2 separate regions of the Homo sapiens genome follow, and region 1 is linked to region 2. Evidence: chromatin contacts called from ENCODE Hi-C or POLR2A ChIA-PET data. All regions are on one chromosome and are shown on one strand. Each heading gives the region's core, a stretch centred on a gene start or an enhancer-like site at or near the end of the contact. The rest is flanking DNA. Distances are from core to core; before and after follow the strand shown.

The links. A loop is a pair of places that touch in the nucleus more often than their neighbours do. ChIA-PET counts read pairs that join two places held with the same protein, here RNA polymerase II (POLR2A). Pooled maps may share reads with other maps.
Region 1: a loop to region 2 is called in a map of CD14-positive monocyte, with 2.1 times the contacts of the local background. The contact joins two enhancer-like sites. A Hi-C loop is called at or near these places in 3 of 168 maps with a recorded cell type or tissue (CD14-positive monocyte, endothelial cell of hepatic sinusoid and transverse colon), 8 of 37 single-sample maps with no recorded cell type and 7 of 50 pooled maps. POLR2A ChIA-PET finds 5 or more read pairs at or near these places in 3 of 52 experiments (H1, MCF 10A and activated B cell).

The regions. Positions count from the first base shown.
Region 1 is chr1:185,335,966-185,340,683 of GRCh38, forward strand. All of the region lies in intron 1 of CBSLR (CBS mRNA stabilizing lncRNA), which reads left to right. Among named protein-coding and RNA genes, the nearest start is that of CBSLR, 21 kb to the left of the region's middle. Within about 2 kb of position 2,931, at least 12 of the 41 ENCODE cell types and tissues checked have a DNase peak (open chromatin) inside an H3K27ac peak, as active enhancers do; they include CD14-positive monocyte, where a contact is called at or near this core.
Region 2 is chr1:185,375,542-185,380,742 of GRCh38, forward strand. CBSLR (CBS mRNA stabilizing lncRNA) reads left to right here. Exons shown (of 4, transcript XR_007066771.1): 4 at 1-759. Among named protein-coding and RNA genes, the nearest start is that of CBSLR, 61 kb to the left of the region's middle. Within about 2 kb of position 1,515, at least 2 of the 41 ENCODE cell types and tissues checked have a DNase peak (open chromatin) inside an H3K27ac peak, as active enhancers do; they include CD14-positive monocyte, where a contact is called at or near this core.

The DNA of each region.
Region 1 (4,718 bases), core at 1,681-4,180, 38 kb before region 2:
ATAACATGAATTAACAAATTCATGTTAATTAATCTGTACTTTGCCAAGCAGTACTGAAAATTCTTGATGAAGTTCTCAATATAAATAATTTTCTTTCCTTTTACAAATGGGGCCTCTGTTACCCATAGGGATCTCCCAGAGTCCCTACAACAGGTGACACTATCAAGAGGAGGTATACTAGACTGGGAATGAAGGAAGAAAACCAGTACTTGTTGTGTCGTTGTTGATCACACAGCATCCAGACAAATCCCTGCCACCATCTCCTAGTAGGGCTTGTCCTATTGATGGGTGAGCTGCTGCCCAAGTGGAGTGGTGCACCTGGTGATTCAGGAAGAGTTACAACTTCACACGCAGCTTGTTGTCCACATCCAATTCTGTGTCTTAGCCAAATGACATAAAAATCAACTTGAGAAAAATACAAAGTAATGTCCTTCTGGGAGTTTATTTGCAGTAGTGTCTGGTTTGTGGCTAAAATTCTGGACTTGAAATTAGGAGAGCTGAGTAGAAACAGAAATGGAAATGTCTGTGTTCCTTTCTCATTTTGACCAGGCACTGCCTCAGAACTTTTGACAGTTCAACTTTGTTGGGCCTCAGTTTCCTCATATTTGATTGGGAAGAGAGGGAGGCTGGAGGTGGAGACAATGAAGAAAGGGATTGACTATTCAATGACTTCTAGACATTTTATCTAAAGTGTTACCTGCATTTCCCCAGGCCATGCCCAATGAGCTATCAAGAACAGCAATGAGATGCTAATCCTACAGATTGGATGAAATAGAGGGAGCTAGAACCACATGCATCCTGCTCCCCACAACTTCTCCCAACTAATGCAGAAGGTTCCCAAGGTTTGTCAGACAGCGATTTGAATTTCTGTGGTCTCTCTGGCTACCTTGTGGTATTTCTGGTGCCCTGTGGCTCTTGGCATAGGCACTATAATGATGCTAGTCCTTCACCCCTCATTTGTCTGTCTGAAAACTGTGCTGGTTTGAGATGTTTCCCACAGATATCTGGGTGATGTGGCTCCATGTTTTTTACCAGCACTATTTGTAAGCCATTTTTCCCCTGACAGGGACACAGCTTCCTGAAGATTGGGCTGGGAACAATCTAACTCCATTCAAAATCACCTTTTCCTTAAGAAGACCTGTGCTTGTCATTAAATCGTGTGTATAAGCTGGTGTAGACCTTTCAGTTAAGTTCCTTAGACCAATAGTCTTCAAAGTTTTTGCTCTCAAAAGCTTTAAAAGACTTGTAAAACTTAGTATCTCTTTGCAGATTTTCAAGTCAACATGAACATATTGTGTAAAGGATCTATTTTATGTTGTCAACAGACAAAATTACAACAAACAGTTTAAATAGCTCAGTTGGCTGTATTGTAGTTCTAGAATTGGGCAACACTTCATTCCATAAAATATAATAAGTGTTCTGATGAGCTGAGCAGAAGGAGTTAGCTTTGTAGGCAGAGGACGGCTGAAGAAAGCAGAAACGAAGAGAGCAAAGAGGATATTAGTCATTCCACAGCTACTTTTCTGTAAGGCAGGACAGGGAAGCAGAATAATAGAAAAAAATGTGGCTCCCATCTATAATCCCAGCTACCCAGGAGGTTGAGGTGGGAGGATCACTTGAAGCCAAGAGTTCTAGGCTACAGCAAGCTACGATCATGCCACTGCACTCCAGCCTGCGTGACAGAGCAAGAACCCCTGTTAAAAAAAAAAGAAAAAAGAAAAAAGAAAAAAAGAGACAGAGAACTGATTAGTTAACATCAGGCTACTTCTTTTGTGTGTGTGTGTGTTTTTTCAAATTTACTAAGTAATGAAACAAAAGATCCAACAGTTCTTACATAGCCTTTATTTAAAAAAAGAAAAAAAGATAAATTGTCTTGAAACTACTCCTAAGTATTTTGAAAAACATTTCCTTTTAAAAGTAGCTGGCCAAGAATCCAGAAAACCTTTTCATTTTAGAGAATCTTCCTCTCTCTTGCTTTTCTGTTCTCTTACCTGATGTCAGTCATTTTGTTTTTCCTGGGCAGTCAGAAATCAGTTTTTACTTTGGAACTAAGACACTCATTTTTGGCTTTAAAAATTGTTAATTATATTGTTCGGTTTTGGGTACTATCTTTGGGTAAGTTGACAATTTCTAGGTTTTTTGTTAATTAAAAATTTTTAGTTTTACTACCTCTGTATCTACTTGCGTAAAAAAGGATAGTATCTAATTATATTTTAACTTACCACTTTTTAAAACTTTTAACTGTTTATATGTGTAAGGATTTAAGTAGAAGTTTTTCGTACTGATTGAAGATTTAAACTGGCTTGTTTGGAAAATCAGCTGTTACCTCTTTCTCCTGATTTCTCAGAAGGTCAAATAAATACTTAGTTTGAGTTTGGTAGAAGTGAACTTTAGTATGAGTGATCCCATTCTGATTTTTTATCTGGTCTGTTGAGGCCTGGTGCAGAAACTTAGTCCAAAACAATGGCCTCTTGTGATTTTTATTTAACAGTATTATCTTCGTGCTTTAAATACCTTTTCCTTAAAATCACAGAGTTTCAGATTTGTCTCAGGTCAGAAATTGTTCATAGAGCAAATTATCTGCATCAAATTACACTGGCTGTTTCTGTCAGGAAAAAGTTGACTTTATTTATTTATTTTTACTGAAAATAAATGTGATTACATGCATGTCTGTGCAACCTCACTTCTGAATGTAAGAGACACAATGTTGGGGAGGGTGGGAGAGAAAATCAGGGTAAAGGCATGGAGCCTTGCTTTGGCTTTCTTCACCTTGCCCTACCTCTCCCGAAATCTCCATTCCCTGGTCCCTCTGCTTGGTGGCCCAGAGGTGTTTACCCCTGGAGCAAGCACACAGGAAGCTTAGGTCCCAGTGGGGCTTTGCCTTCCCTTTCTTTTACAAAATGGTTGCAGGGCCTTTGGTTGCGAGAGAGGATGTGGGAAAGGGAACCACAGGCCGCTGCAGACTTCTCTTCTGTAGAGCAGTGTTATGAGAGGACACGTGGGAGCTGGGGATTTGAACATTGCTTCTGTTTAAGCTATCCATGCCTGTGAACCCTTGGAAGGTCTTTATATCCCCAGAGTTATGAGTACCCCAGTTTGAAGACCACTTCTTTAGACCCCTCCACTTACTCCAGTTGAGTCTGGGATGTGCCCACGCAGATCTGATTGCAGCTCTTAGATTAGGCCTTCATGTTTGTTGAATATTTACAATGTACCAAGTGGCTTACCTTTATAAGTTTGTCTTCCTGAAGACCTTGTTACAGATAACTCAGGTAGCAGAAGACTCAGGAGCCAGACTGGGATACTCCTAATCCCTAAATTAACTTTTGTTCCTGCCACAAAAACTTTCTTAGTTGCATAAGACATGGTCAGCTGAGCTCGTGGATTGAAAGGAGGATCTGAAAGGAAACCTCAGCGTTTGTAGACCATTTCCTGCTTGTGGTTTCCAACTTAATGAGAGAAACAGTGCCTTTTTACAGCCATATCTGTAATAGTGCCTTTTTAGGGCTGTATCTGTGCTACTGAGTCTCCCCTTGACGAAAACTTAGTCAGGCTTCTGTGACCTTGGGCAAGTCCCCCAAGTGTCCAATTTTAGCAAGAATCCTGCTGAATCAGTTTAGCCAGAATCTCCCACCTTAATATCTGATCATCCTCAAAATCTGATCAACATTCTCATCCTCCACCATCCACTACGTAACATCAGATCACCCTGACCTGCCTTCAGCAAGAATCCCATTATGTTTGTTTAACTAGAGAATCCCCTTACCCTTGATGCTTTCTCTTGGCAATTTTCCATCCACCTACTCCTGCACTGTGCTCCCTGTCTATAAATTCCCCCTTTTTCTTGTTGTACTTGGAGTTGAACCTGATCTCGTTCCCCTGATAACAAAAACCTCATTGTAATAGCGCCCGCCATCCTGCCCCGCTTGAATAGTCTTCCTTACCATCTTTAATAAGTGTCATGAATTTTTTTTTCTTTAACACTCTTGTAGGGCTTTAGATAACCTTGGAGGCAATTTCATTTACTTAGATCTGCATATTATTTTGATGTGGTAATTTATAAAACACAGACTTGGTATCTTTGTGTTGCTGTAAAGCAATACCTAAGGCAGGGTAACGTATAAAGAGGTTTATGTGGCTCACGGTGCTGCAGACAATACAAGAAGCATGGCGGCAACATTTGCTTCTGATTAGGGCCTCAAGAAACTTCCACTCATGGTGCAAGGTGAAGGGGAGCCACCATGTAGAGATAACATGGTGAGGAGGAAGCAAGAAAGAGGGAGAAGGTGTCGGGTCCTTTTCTAACAATTAGCTCTCAGGGGAACTCTTGCTGGAATTCTTGTAGTAACTGATAGAATAACTCACTACTGTGAGGATGACACCAAGCCATTTGTGAGGGATACATCTCCATGATCCAAATACCTCCCATTAGGCCCCACTCTGACGGGGGGGATCAATTTCAGTATGAGGTTTCGAGGGTCAAACATTCAAACGATAGCACTTGGTAATTCATAAAACAATTTTCTAGTTTTTTAAATTTACTAAGTAATGGAACAAAAGAGCCAGCAGTTCTTTCATAGCCTTTATTTTAAAAATTGTCTTAAAATTACTCCTAAGGATTTTGAAAATCATTTCCCTTTAAAAATAGCTGGCCAAGAATCCAGAAAAACTTTTCATTTTAGAGACTCTCCCCCCGTCTTGCTTTTCTGTTCTCTTAC
Region 2 (5,201 bases), core at 265-2,764:
CTCTTAACGAATCATTTTCCAAACAGCAGCCAGAGTGATCCTTTCAAAAATGGATTCAGAAATCATGTCACTGCTCTGCCCAAAGTTCCCAAATGACTTCCCAGTCACTCAGAGCACAAGCTGACGCTCGACACATCTGGGCCCCGTAAGATTTTCATTTCTGCTCCTCCTCCTTTTGCTCACTCTGCCCCTGCCACATTGGTCTCCTGCTTTCCCGGAACTTGCCCAACATGTTCCTCCCTCAGGGCCTTCACATTTGTCATTTCCTGTCCTATGATGCTCTTCCTGCAGATATCTACAGCAGCTCCCCGCTGCTCCTTTTGCAGGTTTTTGTTCAGATGTCATCTTCCTGGTGAGCTCTTCCCTGAACAACTCCTCACCCCCTCCACCTTGCCCCTGGGACTCCCTTTGACCTTTCTCGGATTGTTTTCCCTGTAACTCTTGCCACCACCTCATACAGGGCTTCTCAAGCTTGGCATGATTGGCATTTTGGGACAGTTCTTTGTTGCGGGCTATTATCCTGTGCCTTGCAGGATGTTTAGCAGCATCACCACCCTCGACCCACTCAATACCTGCAACTTTCCTCCCTAGGTTGTGACAGCCAGAAATGTCTCCAGACACTGCCAAATGTCTCCTGGGGGACAAAACCACCCCTGGTTGAGAATCTTTGATATAATGTAAATATGCATTTTACCTATGTATTTGTTTATTGTTCCTCCCTTCCCCACCAATAAAATATAATCTCCATGAGAACAGGAATTTTTGTGTCTATTTTCCACTGATGTAATGCAGGCACTCTGAATAGGGTATGATGCATAGTAGGTGCTCAAACAGATATTTCACTGGTGAATAAATGAAATGTGCTCTGACCTTGTTCCTCTGTGCTCATTAAGCTCTAGCCACACTGACCTTTCTTCCACCTCTCAGACATCTGAAGCTCCTTCTCACCTTTCAGTCTTTTTCTTTCAGATCTCACTCCTGGAAAGCTCTATTCGCAGGTCTCTGTTTACTTGTTACTCAGGTCCAATAACACCTGCTTAGAGAGGCTTCCCTGATCACCGTATCCTACATGACCCTCCCTGCCAGCCAGAGTCACTGTCTATATTGTTACTGTGTTTTAGTTTCTGCATTACATTTGTCTTGGAAATTATCTTGTTTACGTGGCAGGTGTACATCTTGCTCCCTTAAATGAATGCTCCTTGACCACTCCACATTATCTGCTTTGTTTATTAACGGCAGTAATCTAAAACAGTAGTCTAAAACAGTGCAAGGCCCATCGTTGATGGGCTGATTAAATAAGTATGCCTGTCTTTTAATCAATTCAGGGTGGAAGAGAGTCTCTATAGAAAGGGTTTAAGGGCTGTGTCTGTCAAGGTCCAGTAGCAAAAAAAAAGAAAAAAGAAAAAAAAAGAGTCTGCTCTAGCTAATTTGAACAGAAAGGGATTAATTAGAGAATGTGGTTCACCATCGAGAAGGCTGCAGCAACATCCTCCACAGTGAGCTTTCAGGAACCACCTTGGAAACCACACACTGACTGGGCCACCAAGGTAGAGACTGCTCTTCTTTGATTGGGAGAACTACAGCCAAGCTGGGACACTGAGGGGTCAGCTGCTGGGTCTGGGACCAAATGACCACTTCTGGGAAGATCACACCTGCATGAAAAGGAGGTCAGCACTACTGGGAACTGACAAGATCAAGAGACTGGGGTAATGACTCTGTGTGGTTCTCCCCGTGTACATGTTAATAAAATGTATATCCCTTTTCTCCAATTAAAAAAAAATTCCCTAGCAAGTTGACTCAGAAGAAATAAATGAATACTCTCAAAAAACTGCGTCAGAAAAACCAGACACTTCCACTCTAGTGTTGGCTAACAGGAAGCGACAAAGCAGCGGAAGCTTATTTGTCTTGTCTTCTAGCTCTCATGCCAGTACGCATGATTGGTGGAACAAAACCTCGGCTACTAGGAAGTCTGGGAGATGTGGCTTTTAGCTTTCCAGTCTCTGTAGCATGGAGGGCACATTGGGAACAGGTTAGAATGGCTGTGAGGGCTGCTAATCCACTATACATAGGATGGACAGATGATTGATTATTAAAAAGTTAATGAATCTTCAAGTTTATATTTGCCAGGCAAGAAGGTCTCAGTAAAACCAAACCAAAAAGGGCCAGGCACTATTACGAGGCTCATGCCTGTAATCCCAGCACTTTGGGAGGCCGAGGTGGGCAGATCACCTGAGGTCAGGAGTTCAAGACCAGCCTGGCCAACATGGCAAAACCCTGTATCTACTAAAAATACAAAAAAAAAAAAAAAAAAAAAAAAAAAGCCAGGCATAGTGGTGGGTGCCTGTAATCCCAGCTACTCAGGAGGCTGAGGCAGGCGAATTGCTTGAATCAGGGAGCAGGAGGTTGCAGTGAGCCGAGATTGTGCCACTGCATTCCAGCCTGGATGACAGAGCGAGATTCAGTCTTAAAAAAAATTAAAAAAACAAAAAACAAATAGTCAAGAGATTCTTCACTTGATACTGATGGACAGTGTACATACAATTTCAGGAATGATTACTTTTCCCCTAAGATGCAATAGCATAAGTTTGTGACCATGAATGGCATCACCATTTCTAAAGTATCAGTCTGACAAACTAAACTCAATAAAGCCATGATCTGAGATCTCCTGGAGAGTGAAACTGTTTACATCTTCTATCTCTCCCAGAAAAGTACGAAATCAATCAGCCTGGGCACTGTTTTTCATAGCTGGTCATGTACATTTTTTTCCAACATAAGGCAGTGGTTAAATTTAAGTCTTAAGGAGGGCTTTAATTGCACAGAAGCTGAGATTGGGAATTTTTGTATTGGCAAAAAAGAAATCCATTACTTGATTTTGTTTTTATTATTTGATATTCCTAAATGTTTACTTGTATGAATCTATTTATTATTTATTTTCATTTTTACTGGATCACATAATATAGAGTGTGTATACATATATTAGAGGGATGAAAATCCACAAGTTTTTTTCATTCTTTTTTATTTTTTTATTTTATTTTATTTTATTTTATTTTATTTTATTTTATTTTATTATTATTATACTTTAAGTTTTAGGGTACATGTGCACAATGTGCAGGTTTGTTACATATGTATACATGTGCCATGTTGGTGTGCTGCACCCATTAACTCGTCATTTAGCATTAGGTATATCTCCTAATGCTATCTCTCCCCCCTCCCCCCACCCCACAACCGTCCCCGGAGTGTGATGTTCCCCTTCCTGTGTCCATGTGTTCTCATTGTTCAGTTCCCACCTATGAGTGAGAACATGCGGTGTTTGGTTTTTTGTCCTTGCGTTAGTTTGCTGAGAATGATGGTTTCCAGTTTCATCCATGTCCCTGCAAAGGACATGAACTCTTCATTTTTTATGGCTGCATAGTATTCCATGGTGTATATGTGCCACATTTTCTTAATCCAGTCTATCATTGTTGGACATTTGGGTTGGTTCCAAGTCTTTGCTATTGTGAATAGTGCTGCAGTAAACATAAGTGTGCATGTGTCTTTATAGCAGCATGATTTATAATCCTTTGGGTATATACCCAGTAATGGGATGGCTGGGTCAAATGGTATTTCTAGTTCTAGATCCCTGAGGAATCACCACACTGACTTCCACAATGGTTGAACTAGTTTACAGTCCCACCAACAGTGTGAAAGTGTTCCTATTTCTCCACATCCTCTCCAGCACCTGTTGTTTCCTGACTTTTTAATGATTGCCATTCTAACTGGTGTGAGATGGTATCTCATTGTGGTTTTGATTTGCATTTCTCTGATGGCCAGTGATGGTGAGCATTTTTTCATGTGTTTTTTGGCTGCATAAATGTCTTCTTTTGAGAAGTGTCTGTTCATGTCCTTCGCCCACTTTTTGATGGGGTTGTTTGTTTTTTTCTTGTAAATTTGCTGGAGTTCATTGTAGATTCTGGATATTAGCCCTTTGTCAGATGAGTAGGTTGTGAAAATTTTCTCCCATTTTGTAGGTTGCCTGTTCACTCTGATGGTAGTTTCTTTTGCTGTGCAGAAGTTCTTTAGTTTAATTAGATCCCATTTGTCAATTTTGGCTTTTGCTGCCGTTGCTTTTGGTGGTTTAGACATGAAGTCCTTGCCCATGCCTATGTCCTGAATGGTATTGCCTAGTTTTTCTTCTAGGGTTTTTATGGTTTTAGCTCTAACATGTAAGTCTTTAATCCATCTTGAATTAATTTTTGTATAAGGTGTAAGGAAGGGATCCAGTTTCAGCTTTCTACATATGGTTAGCCATTTTTCCCAGCACCATTTATTAAATAGGGAATCCTTTCCCCATTGCTTGTTTTTGTGAGGTTTGTCAAAGATCAGATAGTTGTAGATATGCGGCATTATTTCTGAGGGCTCTGTTCTGTTCCATTGGTCTATATCTCTGTTTTGGTACCAGTACCAGGCTGTTTTGGTTACTGTAGCCTTGTAGTATAGTTCGAAGTCAGGTAGCGTGATGCTTCTGGCTTTGTTCTTTTGGCTCAGGATTGACTTGGCGATGAGGGCTCTTTTTTGGTTCCATATGAACTTTAAAGTAGTTTTTTCCAATTCTGGGAAGAAAGTCATTGGTAGCTTGATGGGGATGGCATTGAATCTGTAAATTACCTTGGGCAGTATGGCCATTTTCACGATATTGATTCTTCCTACCCATGAGCATGGAATGTTCTTCCATTTGTTTGTATCCTCTTTTATTTCCTTGAGCAGTGGTTTGTAGTTCTCCTTGAAGAGGTCCTTCACATCCCTTGTAAGTTGGATTCCTAGGTATTTTATTCTCTTTGAAGCAATTGTGAATGGGAGTTCACTCATGATTTGGCTCTCTGTTTGTCTGTTATTGGTGTATAAGAATGCTTGTGATTTTTGTACATTGATTTTGTATCCTGAGACTTTGCTGAAGTTGCTTATCAGCTTAAGGAGATTTTGGGCTGAGACGATGGGGTTTTCTAGATATACAATCATGTCGTCTGCAAACAGGGACAATTTGACTTCCTCTTTTCCTAATTGAATACCTTTTATTTCCTTCTCCTGCCTAATTGCCCTGGCCAGAACTTCCAACACTATGTTGAATAGGAGTGGTGAGAGAGGGCATCCCTGTCTTGTGCCAGTTTTCAAGGGGAATGCTTCCAGTTTTTGCCCATTCAGTATGATATTGGCTGTGGGTTTGT